Regions from separate parts of the Homo sapiens genome. Here region 2 is linked to region 1. Evidence: chromatin loops called from intact Hi-C (ENCODE). Cell type or tissue: endothelial cell of umbilical vein. All regions are shown on one strand. Each heading gives the region's core, and the rest is flanking DNA. Links, peaks and the distances in the headings are about the cores only. Region 1 overlaps PDLIM5 (PDZ and LIM domain 5). Region 2 overlaps PDLIM5 (PDZ and LIM domain 5).

What was found. A loop is a pair of places that touch in the nucleus more often than their neighbours do. Peaks named below come from ENCODE experiments on the same cell type or tissue, not always from the same donor. Only the 100,000 strongest peaks of a DNase experiment are listed, where the experiment ranks them.
Region 2: it touches region 1 in a loop (5-fold over the local background); 7 of 110 quality-filtered maps call a loop at or near these places.

What each region holds. Positions count from the first base shown.
Region 1 is chr4:94,541,438-94,550,361 of GRCh38, reverse strand. All of the region lies in intron 3 of PDLIM5 (PDZ and LIM domain 5), which reads right to left. Among named protein-coding and RNA genes, the nearest start is that of PDLIM5, 94 kb to the right of the region's middle. In endothelial cell of umbilical vein, for the core only: no CTCF peak of the experiment used is centred there; DNase peaks (open chromatin) are centred at 1,551, 4,851 and 5,281; H3K27ac peaks cover 6,552 bases.
Region 2 is chr4:94,481,501-94,490,424 of GRCh38, reverse strand. The region is part of intron 2 of PDLIM5 (PDZ and LIM domain 5); the gene reads right to left. Among named protein-coding and RNA genes, the nearest start is that of PDLIM5, 34 kb to the right of the region's middle. In endothelial cell of umbilical vein, for the core only: no CTCF peak of the experiment used is centred there; a DNase peak (open chromatin) is centred at 3,834; H3K27ac peaks cover 2,510 bases.

The DNA of each region.
Region 1 (8,924 bases), core at 646-8,645:
TTACACATTGGGAAGTAATTGAAAGATTTCTATTAAATAGATAATACATAAATCTTTCAGAAATGTCCTAACTTTGAATCTAAAAAGTGAGAATAAAATGTATTTTATATAGAAAAATAATCCATATGCAATCATAGCTTAAGAGAAGAATATTTAAGACAAGGGAGATGTCTTGAAGCAAACCTTATAAAGTGAGCAAACAACAAAAATGTATTCAGATGACAATTCTACTGAATCATTATATAACTATATATTATTACATTACTATATAATTTCCATATATTTAATATATGTGTTTATGTGTATGCTGGATACTATACCACTGACTTATGTAAGGAACTATATAAAATGAAGCTTTCTATTCTGTAAATCATTATACAAATATGAGGTACTGGTATCGTCATTTTATTGAAGATTTTATACAGAACATAAGCATTTTTTTTTCTTGAGACGGAGTCTTGTTCTGTCACCCAGGCGCGATCTCAGCTCACTGCAACCTCCACCTCCTGGGTTCAAGCGATTCTCCTGCCTCAGCCTCCTGAGTAGCTGGGTAACTCCCGAGTAACTGCTACTGGTAATAAGCCAGTAGAGCCAGGAAGACAAAGGGAAAATATGTTAATTGAGCACAGAATACTTTATCCAAATTGCCCTCTAACATGTGTGTACAGTATCTACAAACGTACACAGATACTACGCACACTGTTTTACACCTTGCTTTTTTAACTCAACTTTTTAAACTTCAGCTTATTTTTATTTGCTCAAAAACTGTTCATAATAATACATATTGTTCCATTATACAGACAGACGAAGATATATTGACTCCATTTCCTGCTGATGAACATTTAGCTTGCTCTTAATGCTTTAATAATTTACTTCAAATATACTTCATTTTACACATTTGTGAGTATATCTATGGGATAAATTTATAGAAATGGAATTGATAGGTCAGAGGGTATAACCATTCCCTTTAGAAGGGAATAACCCTACAGACGTCCTATCGAAGGCCTTTTCTAGGAATACATACAAATAGGCAATCTACAGGAGAATGAGAATGCATACATCGAGACAGAGAAAAAGGGGTACAGAGGTTATTTAGCAACTAACCCTGTACTCCATATAGAACCCCCTCACATATTAAGAATATGACACTTGCAGGCATTATGTCACCCCAGAATGCTGGCACACAAATGAAGGTCAATTAACTCTGCGTATAGTGTCCTTAACTTTAGGACCAAGAGCAAATACACACAAAACTGATGTTTTCTACAAACAAGTATTGGAAACCGAGGAAATAGGAAACAGAGTAACCAATTAAAGCAAAACATGAATTAACAACCTCGTGTAGATCCTGAGTACCTTATAAGGCCTTTTTTTTTTCTTTTAACTTAGCACCTTAGATGGCTTTTTCAACTCAAGAAATATTGCCAAGGCAATGGAAAGCACAGGGTTAGGCAAAACACTTGTGAGTCAGGTATTTATTTATACATATAAGGAAGAAATTGAGACAGAAGAGGAAGAGCATGGCCAGCCACGGGACATCAAATCACCACTGGCAAGGTAACTACATAGCAGAAGTGGTGAGCTGAGAAAGACCAATTTATCTGTGAACTATACTAAGCTTAGAGGGAAGTGGGTGTGCCCTAAAGAAGATTAGATGAATTCCTAACATGTTTTTAAAGTAGAATAATGTGAGTCACTCAGAGGGAGTAAACAGGCACTTTATATCTGATGTCTTTTGGTTCACCCCTTTATTTCCTCTCTTATCTTCCCTTAGAAAAATGTCATGAAAACAATCCAATTCCTTACCTCTTTCTAAATTGAAAATTGGATGTATATGAACTTTCTATGGAATCTACTAAAACATCGGCAATATCTCTCCAATTTCCTGTTGTAGACCTCTAAGAGGGTGAAGCAAAATGAAAGTATTTCATCTAATTCCTATCTTCCTGCTAGTAAATAAATTTATGTTCAGAGTATTTTTTCCTTCTAGTCTTAAAGACTTCTTTATAAAAATGTCAGGACAAATGGATTTCAAAAGTAAAGGCTTAGAGTTTGGAATGAATGTTGGATGGCAATCCATTTGAGTGGTAGGTATGGGCTCTTCTGAATTAAGTAGCCTGGGTTCAAATCCTGAATCAGTTATTGATGAGTAACCTTGTGTAAGTTACTCAAACTTCCATTTCTTTATTAAGAAAACAAAAGTGCTCGAGCACACACAAAAAAGTGTGAAAGAACAGAGTACAGTTGGCATCAAGAAAATCAGGGTAAAATTAAAAGTGTCATAAAAGCACCCTCAATGACTAGATGTTAAGACATATCAACTACGATAATGGTGAGAGACTTGATGATAGATAAGGATGGGAACAGGCCTTTTTTTGGTAAAAAGTAAACAACCAAAAGATTACTTAATAGGACTGTACTTACCAGGAGTGAGAAGAGATGGCAAACACTGACATTTTCTCAACAGTAGTCCTGAATGACTCTGGTATAGAAAATGTCCACAATGTAGGAGTGCAGTCACCTGCATAAAGTACTAGGAAACTACAAGACCAACCAACCAACATGAGAAGAAGTCTAGAAAGGAGTCTGAATATAATTCTGGCAAACAGGTGGTAATAAAATGCATCAGTCAGATCTCCTATCTCACATAATCTACATTGTTACAGTCAGTTCAGTATACATAATTTACCCTTTCAGAAGACAAAATGTGTTAGACAGAATAATGGCTTCCCAAAGATGTCCCTGTCCTAATCCCCAGAACCTATGAATATGTTACATTAACATGCAGAAGGGAATTTAGGGTACCAGATGGAATTAAGGCTGCTAATTAGATGATCTTAAAATAGGAAGATTATCCTAGATTATCCAGTGGGCCTACTGTAATCACAAGGGCCCTCAAATGTGGAAGAGGGAGAAAGAAGAGTCACTGTTAGGATGATATGATGTGAGACAGACCCCTTAGTCACTGTTGCCTTTGAAGACAAAAACAATGCAAGTCAAGGAATGCAGGTAGTCTCCAGAAACTGGAAATCGCAAGAGAAATGATTCTCCCCAAGAATCTTCAGAAAGGAAGGTCGACCCGTTAATTTTAGCCTAGTGAAGCCCATTTCAGACCTGTAACCTCCAAAACTGTAAAATAATAAATTTGGGGGGTTGGGGGTGCAGTTTGGCCACTAAGTTGGTAATTTGTTACAGCAGCAATAGGAAACTAATACACAGGTAAATAATTTTTGGAAAACTTTTATGAAAATGTTATAGTAAGCATTTTTTTAAATTGAGGTATTTGATGTCAATTTACCTAGCAAATTCAGTTATTCAGAATTAACCATGTTCTGGGGTTTCTGGGATAACTGAAGTTTTACCACTAACTTTAGATATATATTTTTTTTTCCTTAAGCCCTAAGATCATTAACAGTTAAGTGTAAAACCTAGATGTTACAATGTTAATTAATATAACCACAAAATAATTCACATGCAATTTCAAATACCTTAAATCCCTTGAATATTCAGGTTGAAAAAGGTGGGGGGGGCCTAATGTCAGAAGGAGTGCTAGGGTTGAACATATTAAGTAAAAATTTTAAGTAATATATATAACACTAACGTTAAAAAATTTAATATCCCTGGTGTTTTTGCACCACTTACCGTAGATTTAGCTTTATATTTTAAAAAATACTTCAAGCTATAGAAGAGGTATTGTGAAAATCAAGAACTCCTATGAATAAAAATATCTTCTATTGATGATAGCAAATTTAATTTGTATTTAATATTAGATAGATAATTAAGCCACATTAAAATATTTCCCTAAAGAGTATTAGGAAAAAGAATCTGTTTGGAACTTCTTGAAAATAATAAATTCCAAAGATTTCCTAATAGCTTTTGTTTGATAACAATTTAAGAAGTGAATGTGAAGAGGAGAAAAAAACTACTTAATATGCTTCTCTAGATAAGTTTACCTTCTTTTTTATACTGTTACTTCCAATGAGCAACTATTCCGCTTGGAAGAGAAGTGAGGTTGTGTGTATATAGATGTGTGGGGCCGGGTGGGGTAAGGTAGGCGGTAAGGTTTAAATGGGATATAGTAAGGAACAAAGCATTTTCTACTCCAGGAGAAATTAATAACCAGGGACAGTACTGACAATGCAATATCATTTGGGTCAGAATATTTTAAAAATCCATCATAACGTTCAGTTCTATGAGGATATCCTCTTCCCAAAGCAAGCATCATAAATGGTCAAAACAAATTTTATATCCATCATTTGTATAATATGCACAAAAGTGGAAAACAAATATTTATAAATACTACTGAACTGAGTTACAACCTCACAGCTTTTTGCATTATATAATCAATAGCTCCACTTAAGACAAATAGAATAGACAATAGTCTAGGAGTTGTTACAAAATGTCATGAAATAAGACATATTTCAAAAAACACTTTTATAAAAATATACTTTTGAAGGCTGCTCAGTTGTCAATGATTTAACAGGACAAGAAAAAACAATATTGGGAAAAAATATCAGGCCATAAGAAATTAGATGAAAAATACATCTAACTACCATGACCTTAACAAATAGGCTTACACAAGTGTGAAATGCACACAACAATAAGAGAACAACTAGACTAGGGCAGTTTGTTTTATTCAGCACCCAGCCATCTCAACAATCATCTACTAAAAAATGACTATAAAAATGAAAGATGATCGTGCTTCCTGTCTAGGAAATATTATTCAAAATTGGAATACAGTGCTCTTAAGAAGAAACAGTGACCTCCAACCTTAAGAATATCTTCTTAGGAAGGGGCTATCAGCCACAAAATGCCAAAAGTACAATAATCTGATGTTGTGATCTGAGCAACATTCTTTCTCATAATTTTTCCATTTTTGGTATGTGTGTCAGGCACTGAGTAAGAGAAATGATCCTTTTTTCCCCCGGAAAAACATACACAAACAATGAAACCACTGTGTGTTGAGAGAGATACCACAAATAGGCAAAGCAAATATTATTTGGGCTTCTAAAAAGATATTATATGAGTACATGGTTAACAAAAGATGCTGACATATTAGAGTTGTAAAAATTTAAAGGAGCAGGCTCCATCATTTGTGATGTAAAAAATGGTTTCAAGAGTTTTATTGCTACATTAGAGTTATAAATAAGCCTGAAGAAAATCACAGACATTCGAACTATATTTTTAAAAATATTTATATGCTTAATTTAGGCAAACTATCAAATTGAGGCTTAACTTTTTAAAGTAAACTAACTACAAAATAGGAATTCCTAACTTATGAGTAAATAAACCTATAGAGTTGAAGTAACTTCCTCATAGCCAGTAAGTGATGAAGTCAGGTTTGAACTCTGATATTTCTGATTGGTCTCATTAACCAGAAAAACAAGCCTATGCTGTTGCCAAAGTAGCCTTTTCTTCTGCTGGATTTAACCATGGCAAGGTATTGCTAATCTTTGCATCAAGAGATTCATCAATAAATCTCATGCACATACTTCCCAAAACAGAGGTTACCTAAGCAGTAGCAAAAGCTGACAAGATATTAGCCGGGCATGGTGGTACATGCCTGTAATTCCAGCTACTCGGGAGGCTGAGGCATGAGAATCACTTGAGCCTGAGAGGCGGAGGTTGTAGTGAGCTGAGATTATGCCACTGCACTCCAGCCTGGGCAGCAGAGTGAGTGAATTCATCCTTAATTAAATAAAGGACTAGATTTCATACAGAGAATGCCTCAAAACAGACCCTCTACAAATCAGAATAAATTAGCATGCCATCACAGTGTGGTGGTGGAGATGCGCAGCTCCTAGTCATAATGCCTGGCCAGTGCCAGCTTCACTGCTTACTCAATGTATCTCTATAAAATTGGGAAAATAAGAATATGTACCGCTCTTGAGCCACTTGCTTGAGCCCACTCCCACACTGTGGAGTGTATTTTTGCTTCAATAAATCTATGCTTTTGTCTTCAAAACACAACAAAAAAGAATATGTACCTATATGGGTGGAATGGTGGCCCCCCAAAGAGATGTGTCCATATCCCAATACCCAGACCATATGAATGTAACCTATTTGGGAAAAGGGTCTTTGCAGATGTAATTAAGTTTAAAATCTTGAGATGGGATCATCCTAGATTATACTCAGGTAGACCCTAAATCCAATGACGAATGTCCTTATAAGAAACAAAAGAGGAGAGGACACAGACAGACTAAGAGGAAGAGACAAGCTGACCAAGGAGGCAGAGACTGGAGTGGTGCAACTGCAAGGAATGCCAAAATGATCACAAGTGTTGGTGAGGATGTGAGGAAAAGGAAACCCTTAGCGTACTGCTAGTGGGAATGTAAACTAGTACAACCATTATGGAAAACTGTGGAGGTTCCTTAAAAAATTAGAAATAGAACTACCATATGATCCGACAATCCCACTCTTGGGTATATATCCAAAGGAAATGAAGTCAGCATACTGAAGAGATATCTGTATTCCCATAATATGGAATCAACCTAAGTGTCCATCAATAAATGCAAGGATAAAGAAAACACACACACACACACACACACACACACACACACACACACACACACACACACACACAGTGGAATACTATTCAGCCTTAAAAATGAGGAAATCCTGTCATTTGTGAAAACATGTATGAACCTGGAGGACATTATGTTAAGTGAAATAAGCCACACACAGACAAATACCGCATGATCTCCTATGTGGAATCTAACAAAGTTGAACTCATAGAGGCACAGAATAGAATGGTGGTCACTGATGGAGGTGGGCTGGGGAGATGTTGGTCAAAGGATATGAAATTTCAGTTAGGTAGGAGGAATAAGTTCAGAAGACATTGTAAAAGATGGTGATTATACTTAACAACAATGTAGTATATTCTTGATAATTGCTGAGAGAATAGATATTAAGTGCTCACACCCCAAAAAATTGGTAAATGTGGGATAATACATATGTTAATTAGCTAGATTTTGCCATCCCATAGTGTATACATATTTCAAAACATTATGTTGTACATGATAAACATATACAACTTTTATTCATAAATTTAAAAAATTAGAAATAATTAAAAAAAAAACTGACAACAGTCACCTGAAGATGGAGGAAGCAAAGAAGGATTCTCCTAGAGGGAATGTGATCCTGCCAGCACCTTGATTTGGGACTTGCCTCCAGAACTGGGAGAGAATAAATTTCTGTTGTTTTAAATCCCCTAGTTTGTGGTAATTTATACAGTAGTCACAGGAAACTAGTATCGTACCCAAAAAGAGTTTTAAAAGGATCTGATAAAACAGTGTAGTATGCAAAGCACCTTCATCCGAGTAATGACTACTAATGAATGAAAATATATGAGGGGCTGACCAGTCTGTCCACTTTTGCATTTTCCCAGGGTGGTAAACATCACATATGTCTTTCCTCCTTGTGAAATGAATTACAAAAATGTATTTAGTGCCCCAGTAAGTATATTTTTTAAATTAGTAATTATAACCATTAAACTTTGTTTTTAGGAAACAATTTTGTTTTAATAATTTTTCTCATTTATTTTACTAATTTAGCTACAGCTAAATTTACCAGGAACCATGGAAAAGTAGCATTCGCTCCTATTAAATAGATGAAATAACAGGAATTAGAGATTACTGGAAGTAGCTGAAATTATAAAAATAGGGTGGATCATTTAATAAAGAAAAAAGATTCATTTTCCAACAAGTGAAATATTGCTTGTGTAGGACAGTATACACTATTGAAGCACAACAATTTCTTCTTCTAACCCAAAGAGACACTTTAGCCACTCGAGCAGTCCATAGAATCTACTGATTAGGAAGAGATCCAAACCTCCTCTTACCTAGAAGGTAAGATGTATCACTGAAACCTTCTCTGCAGGGTTATGGCCTACCAAAAACTAGCAGGCAAATGAGAAAAAAATGTACCCCTTAATAAACATAATAAATGTAATCTCCCTTTAAGGCCCAATATACAGACTTCCATCTTGTGTTGGAGAGCAAAGAGGGACCACTTACTTACTTACTTACTTTATTTATTTATTTATTTATTTATTTGACAGTTTCACTCTATCCCCCAGGCTGGAGTGCAATGGCATGATCTCGGCTCACTGCAACCTCTGCCTCCCAGGTTCAAGCAATTCTCATGCCTCAGCCTCCCAAGTAGCTGGGATTACAGATGTGTGCCACTACACCTGGCTAATTTTTGTATTTTTAGTAGAGACGGAGTTTCACCATGTTGGCCAAGCTGGTCTCAAACTCCTGACCTCAGGTGATCTGCCCACCTCAGCCTTCCAAAGTGCTGGGATTACACGCATGAGCCACCATGCCCAGCCGGGCCTCTTACTTTAAATTCCCATCTCCCCGACTCCATTCACTTTTTCAGAACAGTAGATAAAAGACACAAAGAAACAGGAAGCCGGAGAGAATAGCAGGCTCTGGCCAGGGCACCTGCCACACCTGAGGACAGAAGGTGAAGTGAAACTTGGAGACCATGATTCTGTTAAAGCAGTTTATTCCATCCATCAGTAAATGTGACCTAATGTAGATCAAATGAAGACCAATCAGTAAAGAGACTCCCAGGGGAGGCGCTGGATGACAGAAGCTGTGTCCTCCATCAGCCCCCTCCAGCTGGGCAGAGAAGATGTATATGGAAGTTCTGTTCTCACCATGGGCAGAAGCAGTAGAAAGGAGAATGAATTACCTCACTTCTCAACTGGTAATGGACAAAACAAGGGGCTGGGTATATAATTTAAAATTTAAACCTGGGGATGTTAAGTTATGGCTCCCTGCAGAGGGCTATGGCATGTGGGGCTGCCCCCACAAAACTGTCCTTGCCAATCTGTGGCTAGGACTTCAGTGTAATTTTATTTAGCATCACAAACTTATGCTTATCAGCTTCATTTATTTCTATACTTTGGTTTCCTA
Region 2 (8,924 bases), core at 475-8,474, 60 kb after region 1:
ATAATTCTAGTTATTTTACTTATAAGTCTTTAATAAGCTTATTTTTATTTTAATTTTGAGAAGAACTGAATAGAAAGCACATTTGCAGCAGATATCAAGGGTTAAAATATTTATAATGCAATCTAAAATCATTAGATATTATTTTATACAGAAACAAGTATATAGAAAACATTCATAAAGAGTTTATAATATTTTAGTCATTGTTGACAAAAATGTTTACATTATTTTGAAATTGTTTATTAATTTTAACTAAAATTTGCATACAAATTATTACACTCAATAAGATTATACCCCCCACAGTTCATATTTGATTTTTTATTTATAGCCACATAAAAATATATATTAGGCAAAAAAAAACCCACAAAAACATTCATTTAAAAATTTCTGGATATAAAAAATAATTACAATATCAGTAGAAATTCTGATGCATAAATATGTTACATCAATATGATAAATGTCTATACGTACTGACCTGGACACATACCCATGATATATATTAAAGAAAAAAAAGAAAGCTGCAGAACAACATGTATTTGTGGGGGAAGTTGGAGCATATTAGAGCAACCAAATGAAGACAAAAGTGCTGGAAAGATTACATATGGGAAGCAGGAAGGCTGGAAGAGGCTGAGGAAATTTTATTTTATTTTATTTTTTAAATTTTGTAGAGATGGGGCCTTCCCTATGTTGCCCAGGCTGGTCTTGAACTCCTGGGCTCAAGCAATTCTTCCACTTTGGCCTTCCAAAATGCTGGGATTATAGGTGTGAGCCACTGTGCCAGGCCTTGTATTTTTGTATATTCCTATACTGTTTTAATATTGTATAAATATCATTAAACCTTAAGTTTTAGATAAATATTTTTATATTTATATATATGTCATAAAAGAGATGTAACCAGATACTACTCAATATTCTGAATATTCTGCACCTAATTAGTAAGGATCATATTATGACAAAACCACAAAGCAACAAATGTTAACTGCCTGACAGTCAAACTCTAAAATGACTTCATCATTTATATACTACTCAGTATTCAAATACAAGTGTCTATCCAAAGTATGTATAATATACATGTATATGCATTCCAAAGAACTGCATGTTGTGTAACCTAAGATAATTCATCAAGCATTCCCACACCCTGTAAAGTTCCAGAACCAGGGACAAAGTATTCCAGACTGACATAGATAGGCCCGGTTCACAGCTGCTAACACAGCTACTTGTCTCAATTAGCCATTCTATTCCTCCATGATTAAAAATAGACAATATACTATTAAAGACGGCCCATATACTACGCAAGAATGAAGGAGTGCCAAATCTTCCAGGGCTACTTATAGTTCATCAAAAGAAGAAAACACACCTTTATGACCATTCCAAAAGGAGCATCTTCTGGAATGCCTAACTGTTAATGGGTGGCGTACAAAGTAATTCTTCCTGCAAAATTACTTTCCATACAAGGAGATGAGCTGTACTCCCAGCTGACTTCACTTCCGTAGTACTGCTACCTCACCTTACTCATGGAGAAATAATTGCCTGTAAGGCAGATCCTTTACGGCATTTGCTTTAGTAAAGATTGAAGCACTTTATGATGACTAAAACAGTCCAATAAACAAAGAGGGTGGAGAGGGGGAATGTAAAACACATGCTCAACCAGGAACCCTCAAAAACACCTTCAGGCTAAACTGCAACTGGCATTGCTGAAGATCTGACTCGAAAAGTAGAAACACTTTAAAATGTGTAAGTGTTCTATTTTAAATAGGTACAGAATCAGGTTTTTATGGATATGTGTTTTCTTATGTCTTTTACTTAGAAGTGAAATTTTTGTATCAAAAATAACAAAAGATGTTTGTTCCATGGCTACTTACGGTATGCATTTAAACACAAAGGTATGGTTTAGAAGTGACACTCATTGTTTTTAATCTATTCAAAGTAGAAGCAAGTTATTTTAAGAATATCATGGTTTACTTTAAAAAAATTATTTTTCCATTTATAAAGAGCTTTAGGAAAGTGTGACTAAAAAGTTAACACCTATGAAAGGAGAAAAAAAGATTTTCCCAATAAAATGGAAGTAATAAAAATTGCTAGGAAACTTGAAAATGAATTTTGTAAGTCATATAAGCACCATTAAAGGAACAGCAGCTCTTTGGCTATTCATTAAAAAACAGATCATTTCAATTCAAGAATATTAACTAATCCAAGAAAAGTACTTTCCACAAACATTAAACACTCGTGTAAAATCAATCTAAATGTTGATTTCACATGCAGAACCGCCATTCAGCAAGCTGGACTGCATCAGTGTCAACAACAAATGCCTGTAGTGAAAGATGCATTCACCAAAAGGAATGGGTTAATTCAGCACCATAATATTAACACAAACACACAACTTAAAGAACTTGTGTGGGAAGGTGGGGGAATCTAGGAAGGCTCAAAAACAGTATTTCTCAAACATTTGTGTCCTTAAATCACGAGTACTGCTTCTTAAGACCCACTCCCTAGTCCTAATATACTAATTAGGTAAATCTTGAATAAGGCACAAGAATCTGTGTTTTTACTAAGATATGCAGGTAACTCCGATACAGGTAAACCAAGCAACGCTGTTCCAGAGACTCCTATACACCCTTTCAAGTTTCTTAAGAAACACAAATGGCCTATCCACAAGCACACAAATGCCTGAATACTCTCACCACCACCGTAGGAATGATTCTGTGCTACACAAAGTCAAGAAAGCAATTCCTGAACACTTGTAACATGTCACCAGTAAGCACCATGAAGTCTCCATTCCTAATGAATATTTTACAGGGAGTACAGGCAGGCTGACACTGTCAAGGAGAAACACAGCGACTTTTCGGATGTATATAATATGCCATTTTTCTCAATGCCTTTCACCTCTTAAGGAATGGCCAGGCTGCAAGAGGTGTGAAAGCTGCTAACTATACACAGAAACCTAATTGTAAATTGAAGAACATATCTGGATGCCAGGTTTTCTTCAACTTACTGCTCAGGAGGACAGAGGTCTTGAATCATTTGATTCTTGATGATATCTTACACTCAAATTACATTGAAATTATGCTTTTTTCTCATAACTTCTTTATTCCAGCTGGTCAAGTTCTTCACTGGTCAAGTCTACTGACAAAATCTATATAGGCAGCAGAGGGGCAGCACTGATACCTTTTAATAACAAGGTTGTGATATGAGATAATGTAACAAAATATTTTTAGGCAGCAAAATTAGGGTTACATTCAGCTGCCCATAGCAAAAAACCCAAAAAAGAATAGTTGTTATTTTCTTCAAGTTAAGAGAAGTATAAATAAAAGAAACCAGCCCAGGGCATCTCCCCAATGACATCATTGTCACAGACTCCCTTCCTTCTATTCAGCCACCCATGTACATAGATTTTATCTACTTTTTATTTTATTTTAATTTTTTAAGAGACAGGGTCTTACTCTGTTGCCCAGGCTGGAGTGCAGTGGCATGATTATAGCTCACTGCAGCCTTGAACTCCTGGGCTCAAGTGATCCTCCTGCCTCAGCCTCAAAAGCAGCTGGAACTACAGGCATAAGTCACCACACCTGGCTAATTTTTTAACTTTTTTGTAGAGACAGGGTCTTGCTCTGTTGACCAGGCTGGTCTCAAATTCCTGGCCCCAAGCAACTCTCCTGAACTGGCCTCCCAAAGTGCTGGGATTGCAGGCATGAGCCATTGCACCTGGCCTAATCTGTTTTTTTATTTTCACATATGGTAGCAAGAAATTCCAAGCATCGTGTTCACTTCCCAGAAAGGAAGAAGGAAATCAAAAGGGAATGGAAGAACACTTGACTCAGGGAAATAGAAATACTCCTTAGTAAATACCACTTAGACCGCACTGCAAGGAGTCTACAAAGGCAAATCTCCTAGGCTGGCACACTGCCACCCTCAAAAAAGTACAGTACTTCTAGTAAGAAAAAAGGGGATGAAAAGTATCTGATAGGCAAATTGCAGTGTTTGTCACACAAAACTTTCTTATGAGAAAAGCTATTTCAGCATTTTGGTCTACAGAGCTCACTTACAGTCTAATATTTCAATGTATCCTACTCACAAAAGATCTTTCTCTTATCTCCTGAAACTTAACCCTATAAATAAGAGAATGTTTATGTAGAGGCTACATATAAAACCTTGCCTAACTTACCAAAAGCTAAAGGATTTTTAATAGTATCCTTTATTATTTGGTTATATCTCCAAATAACAACAAAAAAAAATGTGTACACTATTTTGAGGAAAGAAATGCTAATACTAAGTTAGATGTTCACAGACGATAAGCTACAGGTCTGTACTGAGTGGTTGGAACATAAGAATTTTAACTAATATCCTGGTGGCAGAACTTAGATGTATAGGATTCATCTAAGGAATCTCAAAGAAATGCACTGAGTCCCCAGTTCCGCCTTCCTGATCGTGAGGGGGGCCTTTGAGACCTCCTCTTCATCCTGAGTCCCAATTCGTAATTGACTGACCTTTCACCACACCGATGTCACATGATTTCATGTTTTTTAAAAGGTAAAAGAGCCATCAGAGATAATATTTCTTTTTCTTTTTTTTTTTTTTTTTGAGACGGAGTCTCACTCTGTCACCTAGGCTGGAGTGCAGTGGCGCAATATTGGCTCGCTGCAACTTCCGCCTTCCAGGTTCAAGCGATTCTTCTGACTCAGCCTCCTGAGTAGCTGGGATTACAGGCACATGCCACCACGCCCGGCTAGTGGTTTTTGGGGTTTTTTTTTTTGTATTTTTAGTAGAGACAGGGTTTCACCATATTGGCCAGGCTGGTCTTGAACTCCTGACCTTGTGATCCGCCTGCCTTGGCCTCCCAAATGCTGGCATTACAGGCATAAGCCACCGCACCCAGCCAATAATATTTCTTATGGATAAGGTTTATGAACTAAACAGAACTCCATGCGGTTCACTCACTTCACATAATTTCTTAACTACATATATATTACATTGGCCATGCAGTGTGTGAAATACTTTCATTTATAGACTAATCATATTGCTTGATGACATAGCTGTAGCACAATAATAATATGTAATCAAAGGGAGACATACTGTAGTCAGAATCCTACGGTGCTAACACGAGTAAATGGTGAAAGTGTTAAGAGAAATGAACTTGGAAACTAGAAGGGATTGGTGAACAGGATAGAAGAATTTGGCAAGAGCCAAACAGACAAAAGTAGAGATCTGTACTTTCTTCTGTTCTTATACAGATGATTGCCATTAGTGTCTATCAAGAAGTAACAGATATCCATTACACATGTATTTGACTTGTGACTCTGTTCTCAAGACATTAGTTTCTCTTTCCCCCTTCCCCTCCTTTCCTTCCCAACACCTCTCCTCTTAATACCAGAAACACACGTGATGGAGGAAAGTCCCCTCATACCCACCTACACTCTCTTTTATGTAGTCATGTGACTAGTCACATGAGGTTTCAATAAAGCTACCCATGACAACTTATTGTCCAATTACTCCAACATAGACGCTCCCCATGTCAAGATAAATATTAGGAATATGGTCTTGTTCTGTATATAATATCAAACAATTGTAACTACTCTCCTCAAAACTCCCATGGTACTCTATTATTCTCTATGATAGCATTTCTATAACAGAAGCCTAGTGATCTGAAATAAACTATCCAAGCTTATATAGCTAAGGCAGTAAATAGCACTAGGTCCAGAACATCCGACTTCAAACCCAGTGTCCTTTTAGTACAGTATAACACAAACCCCTACATGGTTCTTAATATCTCCTCTGACTGGCTGTGTACCTATGGACAAACTACATGATTTCTCTGGGCTTCCCTCAGTCTCCTAGTTTGTAAAATGAGAATGATAATTCCTTGCAGAGTGACATGAGATACAAATAAGAATGCATGTAAAAGAGTTTTCTTAAGTTATTTTCAGTATACTTATTCTGACATATAAACAAAGATAATCCATATGTTACATAGTTATATATAGTGATCCACGCAAAGTAAATTAATAATTCTATTTGCCTCCAAAGTTCGTATTTTCAAATTATTTAATTTAATGCCTTCCTCACAAATTTTTTAAAACTTCTTAGAAATTCACTTTCTTCTTAATTTTAACATCTTCAAATTTAACTTTCCCTAAAAAAGAAAGAAAAATGTTTTCAGCTATTACTTAATTCCATTTATCAACAAAAAATATTATTTCAATGGGAATCCAGAAGCCGGGTCCTGTTTTTATTTGTTCCCCTGTAAAATTATATGTCACATGTAATGGAATCTGAACCTGAAAGATAAAAATGCTGAGTTGGCTGAACCATGATCTCAGATTGGTAACACACTTCACTAACAGCGTGCTAGTAAAACCATACTTTGCACAGAATGTACCTTGTTTCTGGAGACATGCAGGAAACGTATCTAAGGTCTCAAGTGTCTCTCTTGGAGTAACTGATTGAATTTCAACACGAGAGGTAAGTGGAGGGAATAAAAAGAAGAGGAGACATTAATATTAAATCAGTGTATCCTAATATGTGGTCAGGATTATTTTAGATGGTACATGAATGAAGAATTGTACTAAGATAAATATAACAAAGACATCAAATCCATGATTCCATAAATGTGAAGATTAGAATGATAATCAAGTATGAATTTTAACTTTAAAAGCAGGGTAATAATCATGAAAGTAGTAAGCAAATGACATATCTGGGATATGGAAATAATCACGAACGGAATAAACAAATGACAAATCTGTAAAACACGATGTTGAACCATCTCTATTTTTCCATATTAAAATTATCCCTCAGAAAATTATTTTATCTAATTCAAATGACCAAGTTTCTTTAACATAAAACTGCAAGAAATAAAGTACTACAGAAGAGAAATTTATAGATTAAAATGGATTTAAGAAATTTACAAACCATCCAAAAGTATGGACCTTATTGGGGTCCTGATTCAAACAAACTTTTAAAAATAATTATAAACATACACATGTATATACTTATGAATGACAATCAGGGAAATGAGAACACTGAGTATCTTATGTTGGAAAGTAAAACTGGCCATGTACTTTTGAACCTCAGTGATGGGTACATTGGGTTTATTATATTATTTATATAATGCTGAAAATTTCCACATTAAAATTTTTAAGTTTGTTTTAGTATGTTTTTAATTAACACTAATTTTACCAAAATTTAAAATTATGATCAGAAGGAAATTAAAAACAAGTCTCTTATTTTGAAACTAATTTTGAGGGGCTACTTTTTCTGATAAACAAGCCATTTTTAAACACATCCTCTCTCCTCACTCACCCTCCCACACAACTCAACTTTTTAAAAGGGCTAAGTTAACCATTCTGTCATAATAATATATGCTTTAGAAGCAAATAAAAGTGATTTCCTCTCTAATTTAGATACTTTCAGAGTTCCAACATCCTCAACACAAGTCAATAAATTCACCAAGGAATAAAAAAGAGTTAATAATTTTTAATCTTAACATTTTGGTGTTCATTTCCCTGTCTAGTACATTTTTTTCTGTATTTATTTTATTTTATTTTAGTGACAGGGTCTTGGTCTGTCACCCAGGCTCGAGTGCAGTGGCACGATCATGGCTCAGGGCAGCCTTGACCCCCTGGGCCCAAGTGATTCTCCTGCCTCAGCCTCCTGAGTAGCTGGGACTATAGGTGCACACTACCATGCTCAGCAAATTTTTTAATTTTTTGTAGAAGCAGGGTCTCACTATGTTGCTCAGGCTGGTCTCAAACTCAAGCAACCCTCCTGCCTCGGCCTCCTAAAGTGCAAGGAATTAGAGGAATGAGCCACTATGCCCAGCCCATCTACTAAATTTAGACAATGATCCATACCACAATTACCAGGTTAATATAATTACAGTAACTAATTTTAAAAGGCAAAGTCCAAAACTCATTATTAGACATTCATTACTCAACAGTCATTTCATTCTCCCAAAACTAAAGTAAATAAAAAAGCGAAAATGATGACAGCTCTTTGCACACTTGCACATAAAAAGCAAATAACAGAGATGCACAAACCAATATTGAACTCAGAGATATTTATTAGTTAATCTCAAAAGGTCTTAAACTTAACCAAAATTGGGCTGGGTGCAGTGGCTCACACCTGTAATCCCAACATTTTGGGCACTGAGGCAGAAGGATCACTTGAGCCCCAGGAGTTCAAGGCCACAGTGAGCTATAATTGCACCACTGCACTCTAGCCTGGGTGACAGAACAAGACCTTGTCTCTTTAAAAAAAATAAATAAATAACCCAAATCACAACATGATATGCTAGACTCTGTAATTTAAAAAAAAAAAGGGAGGTAAAATATCTGTGAAGTGGCTACTTCACAGATGATTAAAAATAGAAGTACCCTATTAAGGAAGTAGAAAATATAACACTTTAAATAAAATTTAGAATATTACTGTAAATTGGTACCAAATTTAAAGAAATCCAGCACAGACAAGGCATTACGGAGAAAAGACCAAGATTTCTCAAAGCATAAGTAAGCTTTAAAAACTGGAATAATGGGCCACGGTGGCTCACACCTGTAATCCAAGCACTTTCGGAGGCCAAGGTGGGTGGATAACGAGGTCAGGAGATCAAGACCATCCTGGCTAACACGGTGAAACCCCATCTCTACTAAAAATACAAAAAAATTAGCCAGGTGTGGTGGCGGGCGCCTGTAGACCCAGCTACTCGGGAGACTGAGGCAGAAGAATGGCGTGAACCCAGGAGGCAGAGCTTAAAGTGAGCGGAGATCGCGCCACTGCACTCCAGCCTGGGTGACAGAACGAGACTCCGTCTCAAAAAAAAAATGAAATAAAATAAAACAAAACAACAACTGGAATAATGGCTGGCAGCGGTGGCTCATGCCTATAATCCCAGCACTTTCGGAGGCGAGGCAGGCAGATCACGAGGTCAGGAGATCGAG